Linked DNA regions of Homo sapiens: region 1 is linked to region 2. A link is a loop called in an ENCODE intact Hi-C map of the cell type or tissue named here. Cell type or tissue: PC-3. All regions are shown on one strand. Links, peaks and the distances in the headings refer to the core of each region. The heading gives the core; the rest is flanking DNA. Region 1 holds the start of SNORD96B (small nucleolar RNA, C/D box 96B). Region 2 overlaps AMMECR1 (AMMECR nuclear protein 1).

What was found. A loop is a pair of places that touch in the nucleus more often than their neighbours do. Peaks named below come from ENCODE experiments on the same cell type or tissue, not always from the same donor. Only the 100,000 strongest peaks of a DNase experiment are listed, where the experiment ranks them.
Region 1: it touches region 2 in a loop (2.7-fold over the local background); 5 of 110 quality-filtered maps call a loop at or near these places.

The regions. Positions count from the first base shown.
Region 1 is chrX:110,216,821-110,225,170 of GRCh38, forward strand. All of the region lies in intron 2 of AMMECR1 (AMMECR nuclear protein 1), which reads right to left. SNORD96B (small nucleolar RNA, C/D box 96B) reads right to left here and starts at 8,240; the gene lies at 8,169-8,240. In PC-3, for the core only: no CTCF peak of the experiment used is centred there; a DNase peak (open chromatin) is centred at 3,351; H3K4me3 peaks cover 329 bases; H3K27ac peaks cover 2,090 bases.
Region 2 is chrX:110,279,919-110,288,268 of GRCh38, forward strand. All of the region lies in intron 1 of AMMECR1 (AMMECR nuclear protein 1), which reads right to left. Among named protein-coding and RNA genes, the nearest start is that of AMMECR1, 34 kb to the right of the region's middle. In PC-3, for the core only: no CTCF peak of the experiment used is centred there; DNase peaks (open chromatin) are centred at 4,453 and 6,353; H3K27ac peaks cover 4,599 bases.

The DNA of each region.
Region 1 (8,350 bases), core at 301-8,300, 63 kb before region 2:
GATTGTGTTTGCTAGCCAATCTTGTGACCACTTCAATTGTAAAGAGAGAATCATCAATTACATTTCCTGTACAGCCATTTCCTGATGTCTTTCCCTGCTACTTGTAGAATCTAAGAATGTTTTATTTTGCTTTTGAGAAGAATAAAAACTAGACTAGTGGAAACTTGTAGGAAGATTTCTGGATCTAGTGCTGGTGGCAGTAAAATTATATATATATGTGTGTGTATATGTGTGTGTGTATGTATACATATATATGTATACAAACATACACATATATACAATATTGTTTTAAAAAAGATTATACTAGGAAGGCCAGTCACCATAGAACAGCACTCAAAGAATTCAAAGGAAGATCAAAATTTCATTTTCTTCAATTAAAAAAAAAACAAAGAAAAGAAATAATCATGCAAATTATAGACTAAAAATACTCATAAGAATTTCAGGCCCCCAATAAAGGATAATTTAACATATGACTCAAAAATTGTGAAACTACAGGAAATAGGGCTAATCTAGGAAATAAAAGTATGATTAGGAGACCATTAATCATGTCAATGAATTTCTGAGTACATCAACTCTGATTGGATCCTGTAATCAAGTGTAGGATATCATAGTGCCAAACTCTAGAAAACCCCACTGTAAAATGTGGAAAAACCATAATTCTTCCTGCAACGGAATAGAAAATACACACACACACACACACACACACACACACACACACACAGTGTGTGTTCCTTATACTTTTAAAAGAAACCACTTCCTGATTAAGAAAAACAAACATACCTCTGATTGCCTACTATATTAATGGCACTACTGGTATTCATAACATCCATCTTCAAATGTCCTAGATAGTAGCCAGGCTTAGAAATATTTTCATGGATTTATCCTCAGAGGTTACAAACTCAGACTCTACAAACTGCTTGGGTCATAACATAGTTCCATAGACTTGGAAAGAATTTAATTCCTTTTTCAGTGACTTTCTCACTGCTGAATTTTCTTTTTTTCATTTTCCCATCCCTTTGTTTGCATTTTGAAGCTCATCCACTGCGTTTTTATATTTGCACCACATTTTGGTGCTCATTTTATCCTGCTATACAAAGGAAAATGCTTATAGGAAGATACAGAGATGTTATATATGTATAAAAGTATATATGTTTTTCCCATTCAAGATGCCAAGATTAACCAAGAAAATCAGGAAATCTGTGATAATTCATACTCTGAGAACAGCATTTCACTATTTTATAATTTAATTACGTAAATTTCCTATGGTTTGGCTTCTTTTATTTTCCTACTGACAAATAAAAGTTTTAAAAAATACTTCCAAGTTCTCATTCAAAGCCAAGATAAAGACGTGTGTGTGTAACCACCCGCATCCCCCAACGCCACACAGGAAAGAAGTTCTAAAATACAGACCAGAAGAATTATATGCATAAAAAACAAAAGGCCAATCACATTTTCAGTTTTACTGTTAAAAGAAGAAAAAGAGTAAAAGACACATCATTCATTAGAATAATATAAAATATAATCTTAGGGGGTTATGGATTTTTTTACTGTGGTAAAATATACATAACATAAAATTACTATTTTAGCCATTGTTAAGTATATAGTTCTGTAAAATTAAATATATTTGTTGGGTATCTATCACTATCTTCCATCTCCAGAACTTTTTCATCTTTCCAAACTGAAACTCTGCACCCATTAAATACTAACTCCCCATTCCCCCCCGCCCCTAGTCCTGGCATAAAATGTAATTTAAATATACTTTTATAATTTCAAATAGTTATAGTAATACAGTCACTAATGTTTTTAATCCATAACACTTTTATTGAGATATAATTCACATACCACAAAATTCACCCTTTTAAAGTATATAATTCAATGGCTTTTAGTATATTCACAGTTGTGCAACCATCACCATTATGCAATATTAGAACATTTTCATCATCCTTAAAAGAAACTACGTACCCAATAGCAGTCACTGCATATTGGCACCACTCCCAGCTCCTGGAAACCATTAATCTACTTTGTTTCTATGGATTTGCCTATTCTGGACATTCTGTATAAATGAAATCATACAATATATTGCCTTTAGCGTCTGGCTTCTTTCACTTAGCATATTTTTGAGATTTCATCCATGTTGTAGCATGTATCAGTACTTCATTCTTTTCATTGCCTAATAATATTTCATTGTATGGATACACCAAATTTTGTTACCTATTCATTGGTTGATGGACATTTGGGCTGTTCCCACTTTTTGGCTATTATAAATAGTGCTGCTAGGGAATTGATGTATAAGTTTTAATGTGGATGTATGTTTTCATTTCTCTTGGATAGATAGCTAGGAGTGGAACTGCTGGATCATAAAGGTAATTCTACCTTTAACTTTTTGAGGAACCAATGAACTATTTCTCACAATGGCTGCACGATTCTACTTTCCCAGCAGCAATGTATGAGTTCCAGTTTCTCCACATCCACACCAATATTTGTTGTTGTTTGACCTTTTGAATATAGTGCTAGACCTCCTTTAATGAAGCACATTTTGTACCTAGCTCTAGCTTTTTCATTTTAAAAATACACATGCTGAAGTCGCTATACAGTTAATTTCTCAATACTTTGAGGCAAGTTATTTTGTTTAGTTCATTTCCTAGCAGACCAATAAAAGATAAGTTTTAGCTCAATGCAGTTCAAACTATTTGAAATCAATGTAATTTTCAAATACCTAAAACATAAGTGAAGATCAGGCTACAGTGCTTTTCTCATGACATGGAGCCTTGTTGTTTGTTCACTCATTCTAGGCTTAAAAAAAAAGAAGAATGTTTAGAACAAGGAGTTAGTAGGAAAATGCTAGAACAATGAATGGGATAAAATGACAATGGTGCCTCACCATGTCAAGATTCAAACATACTGATTTCAAAACTCTGAAATAGTAAAGGTTGTTAGTCATGATGGGAATAGTCTGATTTTACAGAGACATTTAAACAAGACTTTTGATTCTTGCATTTTTTAGCCAGCTCTAAGTAATTTTTCATTAAATTCATGAACACAGAAAAATTACAAAGGTAGGAAGTCCTCAATGTCTCTAAATGTAAATTTCTAGGGAAATGAACTAGCAATGAAAGCCTGCAAGGATTTAAGAGATTACAAAAAGATGAAAATACAGCTGGAGACTGACCTCAGAGCTGCCAGGCTGGTGTGGATAGCTGATAAACAACAAGATTCAGCTTTCCTCAACCAAGCTTTCCTTAACCAAGCTCTCTTTAGAATATGCAATGTTGAAATTGTGCTTTTAGAGAGAATACTGTAATCTGGAGTTGGGCAGTGACTTACTCAAGGTGACTCAGCTAAGTTAATGACAAGGGTAGGGATACAACTGAGATTTTCTGACTCAAGTCCAAAATTCTTTCGAGTATCTATACTTTAGTTGTCACCTTTGCATGGATTTGTTTTCAAATTTTAAAATTAAATGCTTGCCTTACTTGGCAATTCTGATCTCATACCTGTGGTACCTCTACCTAAAGATGATAAATAATCATTCAGCAGCACTCATTAGTAGCCAAAGGGTAAACAGAGCTAGACTTCCTGTCTACTGGAAATCTGCAGGAGTAAAACATTTTAAAATATTAATACTGTCCATAGAAAGCATTTTATACCAAAGTAGTATCTGCCAATTTAAATTCTAGGCAGTCTAAGGAACTGACAAGGGGGTCCTGTAAGTAAATTCATATGAATTTCTCTTTGTTAGAATAGGAAATCATTTTCTAATGTTTAAATATTGCTAGAAAAACAAAACAAAACACTTACATGTAAAATCAGTCAGCTGCTCCATCACCCATATGATGGATGGGTAAGCTTTAAACAATTACAGTTTAGTTCACATATCAAATTCAAATATATTCAATTCAAATTGGCACCTTCTCAAGAATACACCTCACCTAATTGAGAAGGAACGTTAACATTTGTCAAAGTTAATATATAATGTTATATAGTACTTTAATAAAAATGAACATTTTAAGAAAAGATATTAAGAGTTTAGCTATGAAAGAACCAAAGAGTTTGTGACAGTGCCTGGAAACTATGCTAAAAAGAAAAAAAAGTCGCTGAAAAGAGGCAAAACCTTAGATATTACAAGGCTCATCGTAAACGATAGAGCATGTAACAGAAATAATTTAAGGGACTCTGTCTAGTCATTTGCTCACTTGTTCATTCACTTTCTAAAATATTGTTGACCTTAATCGGTTAACTGCTGGAAAGTTATCAAACTGAGAGGGGCTTCATATTACATATAACTATTATTCAGGACAAGGAAGTAATTAAAACCCAAATTAAAAATCCCTGTTTGGACAGGCAAAGAGAAGCAATTCAACTATGTTTTAGTCTAAAACTAAAAGCAGTTTTTTCATGAGGGGTTTCAACCACCAGGAAATTCCATATTCTGTCATTCCCTGCTAGAGCTTCTGGAATAGAATGCATACATGGCATGTTTGAACCCCAGAAACTCAGAATACTAGAATCCTAAACCCACATCTGAAAAATTATCTACCGCTCTGTCTCACTAAGTAGCAATTTTAGCTTTCTAAAATTCACGAAGTAATGGACACAAAACAAAATGTAAAAATGTGCCTATTCATCAAACCTAAGGGTAGAGAGGAAGAACAAAAGACACAATTATGGTTAAGGAAGGAGGAAAGGTGCCTTATTTTGGTGAGGGCTGTTACTCAAAAGAAAAGTTTCAATTGTAAGCTATATGTACAGTGTTACTTAACTGGGAGATGTTTTTCCTTTTACAGTAATAATAAAACCTTCTTGCTGCTCAATGACCATTAACATTTATTAATTTTAATATATATGCTTAATATGATATGATGGGTAATTCATGGGGAATAGAGGAAAGAACTAAGGGATGGAACAAAAGGAAGAGAAGATAGGAGAGAAAGAAAGAAAAAAACAACCCCATCAAAAAGTGGGCAAAGGATATGAACAGACACTTCTCAAAAGAAGACATTTATGCAGCCAAAAAACATGAAAAAATGCTCATCATCACTGGCCATCAGAGAAATGCAAATCAAAACCACAATGAGATACCATCTCACACCAGTTAGAATGGCAATCATTAAAAAGTCAGGAAACAACAGGTGCTGGAGAGGATGTGGAGAAATAGGAACCCTTTTACACTGTTGGTGGGACTGTAAACTAGTTCAACCATTGTGGAAGTCGGTGTGGCGATTCCTCGGGGATCTAGAACTGGAAATACCATTTGACCCAGCCATCCCATTACTGGGTATATACCCAAAGGACTATAAATCATGCTGCTATAAAGACACATGCACACGTATGTTTATTGCGGCATTATTCACAATAGCAAAGACTTGGAACCAACCCAAATGTCCAACAATGATAGACTGGATTAAGAAAATGTGGCACATATACACCATGGAATACTATGCAGCCATAAAAAATGATGAGTTCATGTCCTTTGTAGGGACATGGATGAAATTGGAAAACATCATTCTCAGTAAACTATCGCAAGAACAAAAAACCAAACACCACATATTCTCACTCATAGGTGGGAATTGAACAATGAGATCACATGGACACAGGAAGGGGAATATCACACTCTGGGGACTGTTGTGGGGTCGGGGGAGGGGGGAGGGATAGCACTGGGAGATATACCTAATGCTAGATGACGAGTTAGTGGGTGCAGTGCACCAGCATGGCACATGTATACATATGTAACTAACCTGCACAATGTGCACATGTACCCTAAAACTTAAATTAAAAAAAAAAACCATATTATCCAATTCTGGAAAAAAAAAAAAGAAAGAAAAAGGAAAAAGGAATATGTAAAAAGAGAAAGGAAGAGAAAAGCAAGAAGCTGAAAAAAGAAGTAGGAGTCAAAGAAAGTACAAAAAAGGGGGACACTTAGAAAGGGCTCAAATAGAGACATATGCAAAGAAACAAGGAGAAAGCAAGAAAGGGAGAATGGAAAAGTAAGAGAGAGGAGAGGGAGATAAAGGATAACAGGTTCAGTAGGTTTTGATATATATTATCGGGCTTCTATCCTATGAGATTCACTTAGGCTTTAGAGTGTTATCACTTACTGCCCTCTGATTAAAGTTCCTGAAATGCTCTGATCTTGCATTCTTAAAAGCCTCTACTCTCTATGAGATAGCCATAGCTGCCCACCAGGAAGGGAAAATTCCCTGTGAGCTGCCAGCTGTGAGGACCAGCAAGTATCATCAGAATCTGCCTCCTAGGCCACAAATTCCTCCCCTCTAAATTAAGAGAATTGGGTCTGAATTTGATTTAGTGGAGCAGAGCTAAAACTGGAAAATAAAAGATACATAAAGAAACAGATGGCTAAATGTTTGTATATACAGAAAGTATTTCTTATTTCCCTCTACAAAATGTCTACATAATGCTTTCTCTGCAGAGTTTCTAGATTTACTCTATCTTGTTTTTAGAAATGAACTACTAGAAACTATTTTTGTTTAAATTATGTTTTTCTGATGAAAATCTGCCAAAGTAAAATGAATATAATTTAATTTTCTCTTTATGAATCTGGTTCATCTTTAAAACTCAATATAACTGGGTCATTTGTTACTGTACACCATAACAACAGTGCTCTCGAGGCCTTGGCAAGAAAAAAATGTGTGGGTTTGGAAAAGATTACGATATGACCACTGACAATTATAAGCTTGGAAATGTGAAGATATGAGATTGTCTCTACCTTCAAGAGACTGTGTAACACACAGACTGGCAAAATTTCCAGGGATCTCATCCGTGTGTTCTCTTAAGTTAGGATATACTATAAAACTGAATGAACCACCTCTTGAACTGAATTGGAATTTAGAAACCTGGTCTACAATCCCAAATTAGTATTACTTCCCCAGACCCATCAAAAGTGTGTCTCCAAGGTATAACAACAGTTCTCTGTGACTTATGCCAATAAATATAGCTCCTAAAATGCAAAATTGAAGTAATCGTTAATTAATGAGCACTATTTCACAGTTCTCTAGAACATAACATATTACAATGGCCAACAGCTTGGGTTCTGGAGTCAGATATACTTGCATTTGGATCCTGGCTCCACTATACATTAGTTGTGTGACATTTGGGCAAGTCTCTTAATCTATGCCAGCCTTCATTTCCTCATTTATGAAATGGAGATCATAACAGTACCCACCTAATGGAGCAACTGTAACAAATAAAATAATAATAACTGCACAAGTGCCTTTACTAACCTACTCAATAAGTAGTGGCTGTCAAAGAACTCTGATTGATCATCCGTCTGTCCACAGGGCTGCCCCATATTATGGCTCTGGTGAAAGAAAGGGAGCCACAGGACTAAGCTGTGCTGTGGGAAGAACTAAACAAGTTATCTTCTCTAGGAATTAAATGTGGCCATCTCGGGGGATAATGACTACCTTTCCAGGTTCTGGTGTTTTCATTTCATTTTCTTTCATTTTCAAAATAAGTATTAAACACCCACTATTTGCTTTTTATTATGCAAAGAGCCATGGAGAATATAAGAATAGATTACTAAATAATATATGGATATGTATAAAATACGTGTTAAAATCATGCTATAGGACTGCTGAGAGGAATAATCAGAGCAGGTTAGCGCTCTTTTTGAAAAGATCTGTTTTACAATATGCTACTGGTTTACTGGTTACCAACTGACTCAGAGTTACAGGGAGTTTTACAGAAATAAAAAAAAGATATATATATATTTTTCAGAAACAAATCTACATCAAGTAAGGTACATCTTCATCAAGAGTTTCCATTATACTGCAGGCAGGGATTCATATGCTGCTTTGAAACAGTTTCTTAGTTTTCTTGAACTACAGTTTTTAAATCTTTTGGGCAGGAATTGTTCTTTTACTTCTGTAGAAGAAATGTTTATCAGAAATAAAGTTCCCTAAATCATGTTTGATGGATTTAGATATATTACTCTCTATCCTACTATTCATACTATAGCAAAATCCTTAGGTAAAAAACAAAACAAAACAAAACAAAAACAAGAAAAATGATTTCTAAGCAGCAGATACAGAATGAGAGATGAGAGATTCCATAGGCAGCAACTGCTTTCCTCATTTAAAATAGCAGTCTCCAAGCTGTTTTTTTTTAAAATTAGTTTTTCGTTTTTTAAATTAAAAAAAATCCATAGAATCCCTTCAGAACTGCAGGACATGTCCTCACTACCACATGGGGATTGGCTGACAATGTCGTCTGTCATCACCAGGATCCAAACAGTTTTGATTGAGTATTCTTATCACTAAAAAAAGTTTGAGCACACATCCTCAATATGTATATTTATAAAGTATATACTTGTACTACTATGACAGGCTAATAT
Region 2 (8,350 bases), core at 205-8,204:
ATTAAAATTGTATAAAAGAAAAGGCAGATATAAAAGGGCATTTTTCAAATTATCATGAAAATATGTATGTGTATATGTGTGCATATATGCACACACACTACTAAAAATAGCCAATTTTTATTGAATATTTACTATATACCAGGCCTTTTAAAATTAAGTACTTATATGTAATAACTCTTTGAAATCCTTATAACAACCCTATGAGGTAGATACTATTATTATCCCCTATTTTAAAGAAAGGGAAACTGAGAATTAGAGAGAGCCATTAACTTGTCAGTGGTCACATAGCTGCTAAGTGGTAGGGCCAAGATTTGGACCCAGGCATTGTGGCTCCAGAGTCAACTCTCTTTACCACATACTACGAATGTGTGTGCTGTTTGATGTAAACCACCTGAAAAATAATATTCCAACAAGGAACTGAATTATTGGCTTTAAAGAAGAATACCTAGAAATTAGACCAAGCAGAGGTAAAATTGTTGACATTATGTGCCATAAAAATAAACATTAAAACGTTAAAAACAAAAATTCACTAGAAAAAAATGCTCTAAAGCTGAAAATGTGGAAAAAATTAGGTCATAATAATATAAATGGACTGGATATTCATAAAAGGCACCCTTATTGAAAGGATTAAAATACTTATATAACATTTTTATTCACTATAAATTCAATACATGTTCACTATAAAAAATTCTAGAAAATACAGAAAAGTAGAAAGGAGAAAATAAATATCATACACAATCTCACTACCCAAAGAAAATGAAAATGTATAATGTTTCCTGACACTCTTTCTATGGAAATATTTTCACATTTTTAGGATCATACTGTATGGTTTTGTATAGTTTTGTTTTTCAACTGAATTGCATAAACATTTTCCTATATGGTTAATACTCTTCAAAAATATTTTAATGGCCCCATGGTACATCATATAGGTAGACCATAATTTAGGCAACTATTTCCTTGATAAACTGTGAGGGACATCTTTATTTATTAAAGTTTATCAAGATCTCAGTTTTATTTTCTAAGGATATTTAAGAAACTGAATTACCAGATCAAAGTGTATGAACATTTTTATAGCTCTTGATGCATTTTACCAAATTGCTTTCCAGAAAGAAAGTGCCACTAAAAAGACTGACTTCACTGAGTTAAAATTTCAAGAATATTTATTTACAACCAGCACTTATGAATCATTTTAATTGGTGGCAGCTGCTTTAAATGTTCTCATTGTTAAACCAGTAAAACACCACAATGAAAACAGACTGTCTTAATTTAAGGTCAAACAGCAGTTATAGTTTAAAAATTAAACTCAAGTATATTTGCCTCATGGTAAGAATGGCTTCTTTCCAACTTGCAGACTCCCTGGTTCTTCAAAACTTTTAAAACACTTCAGTCAAAAAGAACTCATTCTACAGTAGTACACCATAAAACTAGAAGCATTTAAGGAGGCTGCTTTTTATGCTGTGTTTTGTTAACCATTGTATAGCTAAATACATATTTTGAAATACATCTCTTTTCAGTGTTCTTGATGTGACACTCTATAAGGCAACACATTACATTTAAAGGATAAATGACAAATACAACTCTAACAGTATTTGTTGTGAGACTGTTTCTCCGAAGGTGCTTTATTCCTAACAGGCTTCCTCTCCAATCTGTCTTTGTTTGGCCATGCCCTTACACTCCACTCGATCAGGGTTGCTCACAACCATACAAGAAAGCAAGATCTTAGTTCAAATAATGGAAAAGAAGGTAGAAACTGCACAGGGATGTCAGAGACAATGTTCCTTTCCTGGGCCATCTTCTCAATAACTAACTTTTTAGAAGGTCTATAAGGTCTACAAGGGGTCACTGATAGATACCACAATTTAGTAATCTCATGGCTTGGGCGAAAATTTAAAAGTGCTTTATTTTTCTTCACAGTACACATCACTACCCATTTGCTTATTTCCTATCCACTACAGCGTAAGCTCCAAGAAAACAGAGGTTGTCTTTTTGCACGGTCCTATTCCTATCCCCTGACACATAGTAAGGGCTAAATATGTTTGCTGAAAGAATAAAATAGGTTAATATAAAAGAGTGAATGAGAATACATCACACTAGAGAGTTTTGTTACAAGTCTAGGCCCAAGAAATACTGTTTTGGAATGTGTAGTATAGTCTAAGTATGGTGCACAAAATTTACATCAAAGGCATAAACAGCTTTCTCTGACCTCTAGGTAGAGTTTAAAACTCCCACACGTAAGAACTATCTCTTAGGAACATAAACATCTCAGAGATAAAATGAGGTGAAACCTAAGAAACATTTTGTCTTAGAATTCTAGTAATTTGAGAAATCATGTACCAGAACCTCAGATTAAAAAAAAAAATGTGGCATAGTTGGATAAAAGTGCTGGAATAGGGCAGGGAAAGGAGGGGTGTCAGAAGACTTAGGCCCAAAGCTCAGCTCCACTATCCATCAGTCAAAAGACCATGAAGGAATCATCCTATTCCCTTCATCCTTGGACACAGATATGCAAGATGGGGACTGCCTACTTGATGAACTGCTACAGGAATCCAAGGACGCTATCCATTAAAAAGTTCCTGGAAACTGCTAAGTATTATAATTCTGTCAATAAAGGTATAATTATTAATGCTATCATCATTTTGGGTCAATGAGACCTCTACTAGGTAGACGCCCAAAATTGTTAATTTCCTTTCTTGGATACCTTGAAGAAGTAGGGATACTCTGAGATTATCATTTTTATAATAAATATAATTAAGCAGGTAGTTCTTAAACGGATTCCATATCTGGAAAATGTAAGATTATGGTGCTGATGGGGTACACCATGAGAGATTATGCCTTGCTCAATCAAGTGTTTCAGGGCTTTAAGAACATCAAGGAGGAAAGCAAGCATTAACATTCAGTGAGAGCATATTATGATATTATGAATTAAGTACTATTAGGTGCTTTCATATGCATTTTCTTCTTCTCGGCAAGATTGGTTTACTTGCCCAAGACACTGTTAATATGGAGCAGACATGACACTACCAACCAAGGATATCTGGCTCTAAAGCAACAGAAAAGGTTTATCATCTCCAGCTATGAGTGAGCTGGCACACCATTTCCTTTTTTATTTCAGTCATTCTTATGGTTGATATATGGGTTAACAAAAAAAAAATGTTTATCCACTGTATACCATCAGGAACCAGACTAGCAGGAAGAAACTTCTGAGTCCACAAGGAAAAGGAAATTTTCAATCTGGGTAAGGTAGTTAAATCTGGCCTGTATGTGCAGATGTGTTATAAGAGACAGCCCATTTAAGCATGCACTGGATAACTGTTCAAAACATTTTTCATGTAAACTAAAGACATCTTTGGCAACCAGAAAAGTCAATTACTCATATTCCCCTTCTCTGGTTCAGGAATTTATTGAGAGAAGACTAAGGAAGTCTGCTATCCAAAAATACATACACCTAGGCCAAGTGAAATGCTCTGCCTGAAAATACCTAGAGAAATATCTGTTGTCTTAGTCTGTTTGGACTATTTACAATACCATAAAATGGGTAGCTCACAAATAACAAATTTATTTCTCATAGTTCTGGAGGCCAGGAAGTCCAAGATTAAGGAGCCAGCAGACTCAGTGTCTGATGCGGGCCCATTCCTCATAAACAACAACATCTTGCTGTGTCTCACACAGTGGGAAGGATGAATGAGCTCCCTTGGGCCTCTTTTATAAAAGGGCACCAATCCCATTCATGAGGGCCCCACCTTTGTGATCTAATCACCTCCCAAATAACCCCACCTCCTAATAGCATCATCTTGGAGATTAGAATTCAACATATAAATCTGGTGGGAGGTCACAAATATTCATACCGTAGCACCTGGTAAGGGTCTCTTTTCCTCCAAAGGAACAGAATACCAGAGAAAATATTTAATTAAAATAAAATGAGGCTGGGTGCAGTGGCTCACACCTGTAATCCCAATACTTTGGGAGGCCGAGGAGGGTGGATCACTTGAAGTCAGGAGTTTGAGACCAGCCTGACCAACATGGTGAAACCCCATCTCTACTAAAAATACAAAAATTAGCTGGGCGTGGTGGCACAGGCCTGTAATCCCAGCTACTCAGGAGGCTGAGGCAGGAGAATCAATCGCATGAACCCAGGAGGCGGCGGTTGCGGTGAGCTGAGATCTTGCCACTGCACTCCAGCCTGGGTGACAGAGTGAGACTCTGTCTCAAAAATAAAAATAAAAATAAAAAATAAAATGAAACTAGACAGCAAGGAAATGGCTCCAGAGGCAGGAGGGATTCAAAGGAAAAGCTGGTTAAGTCATGGTAGGACAGAACCAGAGGGGGGAAAAAAAGAGTAAGGCATCAAACTTCAGAACTAAAACTCTGAAGGCAAGAAATCATGATAGTTCCGTAGAAAGTCTCCTTCGAATATCTAGAATTTTTCCAGCTTTAGTCACCACAACTGGAAGGGAAGTTTGGTTTTGTGTTGCTCTGACAACACCTTCTTAGACTGCATGAATCTAGAAATCTTCCCTAGAGAAACCTAACATCAGGGTAGCTAAGGAGTTGTGGAGATTCCCACACTGTCTCCCCTTTTGAGGCAAATTTGCAAACTGGCAATTAAGACAGAATCTTAAGGTATCATTGATAGTTATAAGGTAAGGGCAGTGGCCATGAATGGCAGGTTCACAGGCACAATTCCTTAGCATATATTCTTCTCAAGCCATCATATACCAAAGAATGTGATCTAGGTGAAGCCAGAAGACAAAATTAGCCCACTCTTAAAATTCCTCTGACTTCTGTATCTATACTGGATGGTGGGGGAAGGTTGGGGTGGAGAGGGGGTAAACAATCTTAAAGGAACTATTCAGTCAAGCTTGGCCAAGGCCACACAAAGTACCAAAGAATGAATTACACAGGGGTCAGTCTGAAATTCATGGAGTTCTCCCAAGGTAGTCATCACCAGTGATGGCAACAGAAGTTGGAGCTAAGAAAATTCAAGCGTGAAAGCCATATGAGCTCTTCATATCCTTTAGGTCTTAGACTATCACCTCCTCAAAGAGACCCAACTACCATCCTTTAGACAGGGTTCTCAACCCATCTAAAGTAGAGGATAGCAACTCTGTTGTTCTCTATGGCAATCCCTGTTCACTTATCCCAATAAAATTAGTCATCTGTCCCACTAGACTATAAGCTTTATGAAAACAAAGACCCTGCCTAACCTTTTCATTATTATATCCACAGTGCTTAGAACGGTGCCTAGAACACCATAAGTACTGAATAATGATTTGCTGAATAAAAAATAATTAGTATGTAACAATGACTCAAAGTGTGGTCCCTGGACCAGCAACGTTGGCATCACTGGGAACTTACTAGAAATTAAGTCTCAAGTTTAATTTTACACACTTAATTCTCACACTTACTGAATCAGAAACTGGGAGTAACAAGCCCTTCAGGTGGTTTTCATGCATTCTCAAGTTTGAGGACCAGTGGTATACAAGAAGAATGTATAAAAATTCATCTACCAAGAGTATAGAAATACTTATTTCCTGGTGGTACCAAGTAAAAAGGTGAAATTTCTTCTATAATGGGGTTGGAGTCATTGGTAGTTCATCCACAATTCTAAGCCTGGTATGTACACAACTAATATCTTATTGGAATGTAGCAAGGATTTCCAAATGCAGAATCTTGAAAAACTCAAACTCTCTAAGTATATTTCCTTATCTGTGAAAAGGGAACACTACCAATCTCACAGGTGGTTAGGATTAAATGAGATTTTAAAAATATTTTACCCAACTTCTCATACATAGTAAACACTCAATACATGGTAGTAGTAGTAGTACTGCTTCTTACTGAATGTGTTTTCGGAGGCCTCTGAAGATGAGTATCTCACAGAACAGTTTTCAACCCCCAAGAGCACCCTGGGAAAAAAGAAAGTGTCCCATTTTTCAAAAGAGTACATCCTATTACCAAAATGCTAGGATACAAGTAGCTTTGTGAGAGTATAAGGATACACAATTTGCTGGACTCCAGAGGCAAGGAGACACCAAAGAAAAGAGATAAATTAACTCACAAAGGGTTAAAGTAAGTGTGGGAGATACAAGATGGGAGCAAAATCAGAGACTGCTGGCAGTTAGGATGGCAGGGTTGAAAGAGCAAGGCTATGCTGTGATGAACTGTTTTCAGTTGGCAAGAAGGAAGTCCTTATATGCCTGATGTCCATATTTTCCAAGCCAAAAACTGGCATAACGTCTAACGAACATAAGTATACTTATGGACACAATGGGACAAAATGAAATCAGGGCTGTCCTGGAAATCCAGAATATATGGTTACTATCTGGAAATGGTCTGTTTTTAAAAGAACCCAACCCCAGCATGACTAAAGAACTGCATAGAGTTTCACAATACCCTTATACAGTCTCTAGTTATGACTCACCTGAATGATGAATGCTCAATGGGCACATGACCATTAAAAAATTAGAGCATGGGCCGGGCGTAATGGCTCACTCCTGTAATCCTAACACTTTGGGAGGCCCAGGCAGCCGGATCACTTGAGCCCATGAGTTTGAGACCACCCTGAGCAACATAGCAAAAACCCGTCTCTACAAAAAATTTACAAAAATTAGCCAGGCATGGTGTTGTGCGCCTGTAGTCCTAGGTACTTGGGAGGCTCAGGTGGGAGGATCACCTGAGCCTGGGAGGTTGAGGCTGCAGTGAGCTGTGATTGTGCCACTGCCCTCCAGCCTGGGTGGCAGAGTGAGACCCTGTCTCAAAAAAAAAAAAAAAAATTAGAGCATGTATGCAAAGTTACTTAACGTCATCTTCTCTGTCCTCCCATTCCACCAGCTCCTTCCGGTTTCATAAATTCATTGGCCATCTGGAGACCTTAGTTAAAAAAAATCATGAGGCTAATCCCTAGTATCCTACATTAGTTACTACTGAATTTTGATACCAGTTCAAGGGTCCTTTTGGGGTATCTGATTATCTTTGATAGCCAGGAGGCCCACAAGGTGCTTCAATACTAAATTACGTTCATAAGTTAATAGTTTCTTGAGCTCCAATAGACAACTAAGTAGAATTTTCAACCACTGGTTAAAAGAGATAATGGTCTTACTGCCAATGATTCTGTCAATTATGAGACCAGCTACTATCATGTGAGAGATAGGTGAGTTTAAACAGTTTGCCTTCTTGTGAAGGTAGTGGGTTTAAGAAAAAGAACTCCAGCTATCAGAATTCAAGAGTAGGGTGTCAAAAGAGGGGATGAAGGATAAACTATCTCTTACTATTGTGTTACCTTTCCATACAGAAACATTTTTCTCAAATAGAACCAAAATGCAGAGACACACTAACTGGTGTAGTCACCTAATGTGACTGAGACTGAGGAGGAGTCGTTGAATCAGATGATCTTTTTACTTCAGGGAAGTGCCTCCAGACCTAGTTGACAAAAACTGTCAAATTGTTTTGGTTTCTTCTCCAATCCTGGAAAACACAGACCACCTTGTTGTAGTTGTAGGGAGGACATCTATTAGACCTCAGAGTTACAGTAATGAGGATGTCTTGTTCCAATTTCTATCTGCAGCAGTTCACACTTCCTTATGTAACCAGGGGCTCCCTGGTTTCCTGAGTATCACCATTCTGGGGAAGAAATCAGTGTGTATACTGATGCTCAGAATACCCGACCTCAACAATTTCTTATACCTTAATCTTCCAAGTTACTAGTCTACATGACACTGTCTAGTACAGGGTAGAGTTGTGAATACCATACCCCTGAAAGACTTAGTCTGTTACCGGGAAGCAAGTCAAAACTAGGTATTCAAAGCATAGAGTGGCTGGAATAAAAGAGACTAAAAAGAAAGCTAAGAAGTTTCCTTGCCCCATTCTTTCGCAATAGAGAGAATGGTTTAGACAGTGTACAAGGCCATCCCACAAGGATAAACAAGATGAGAAGCCAAACTGCAGTTGATGGGGTCAACTTAGTACAAGAAACCATTATTAAGCACCTTCTCTACTATTTTTGCCATGCACTTGGGATAAGAAAGGAAAAAGACCATCCTCACTCTTCAGGAGCTTATACTCTAATAAGTGAAGGAGAGAAATACATGAATAGAATTTAATATACAGCAGTAAATGATAAGAAAATAGCTATGAATGAGGAATTATGGGACACAAAGGAGAGACACTTAGCCAGTTTGGTAGTTCAGGGAAGCAAGAAAGAGGACCATGACTGCAGAAAGGACTTTAGCTCAGTATCTGTGACTTGGAGCCATCAGATAGCATAAATCAAAAAGAGTAAAGGAAGAAGGCAGGCTAGAAATCTCACAAAGAGCTGAAGTAGCACCATGGCTTTTGGCATTTTTTAGGTGGCAAA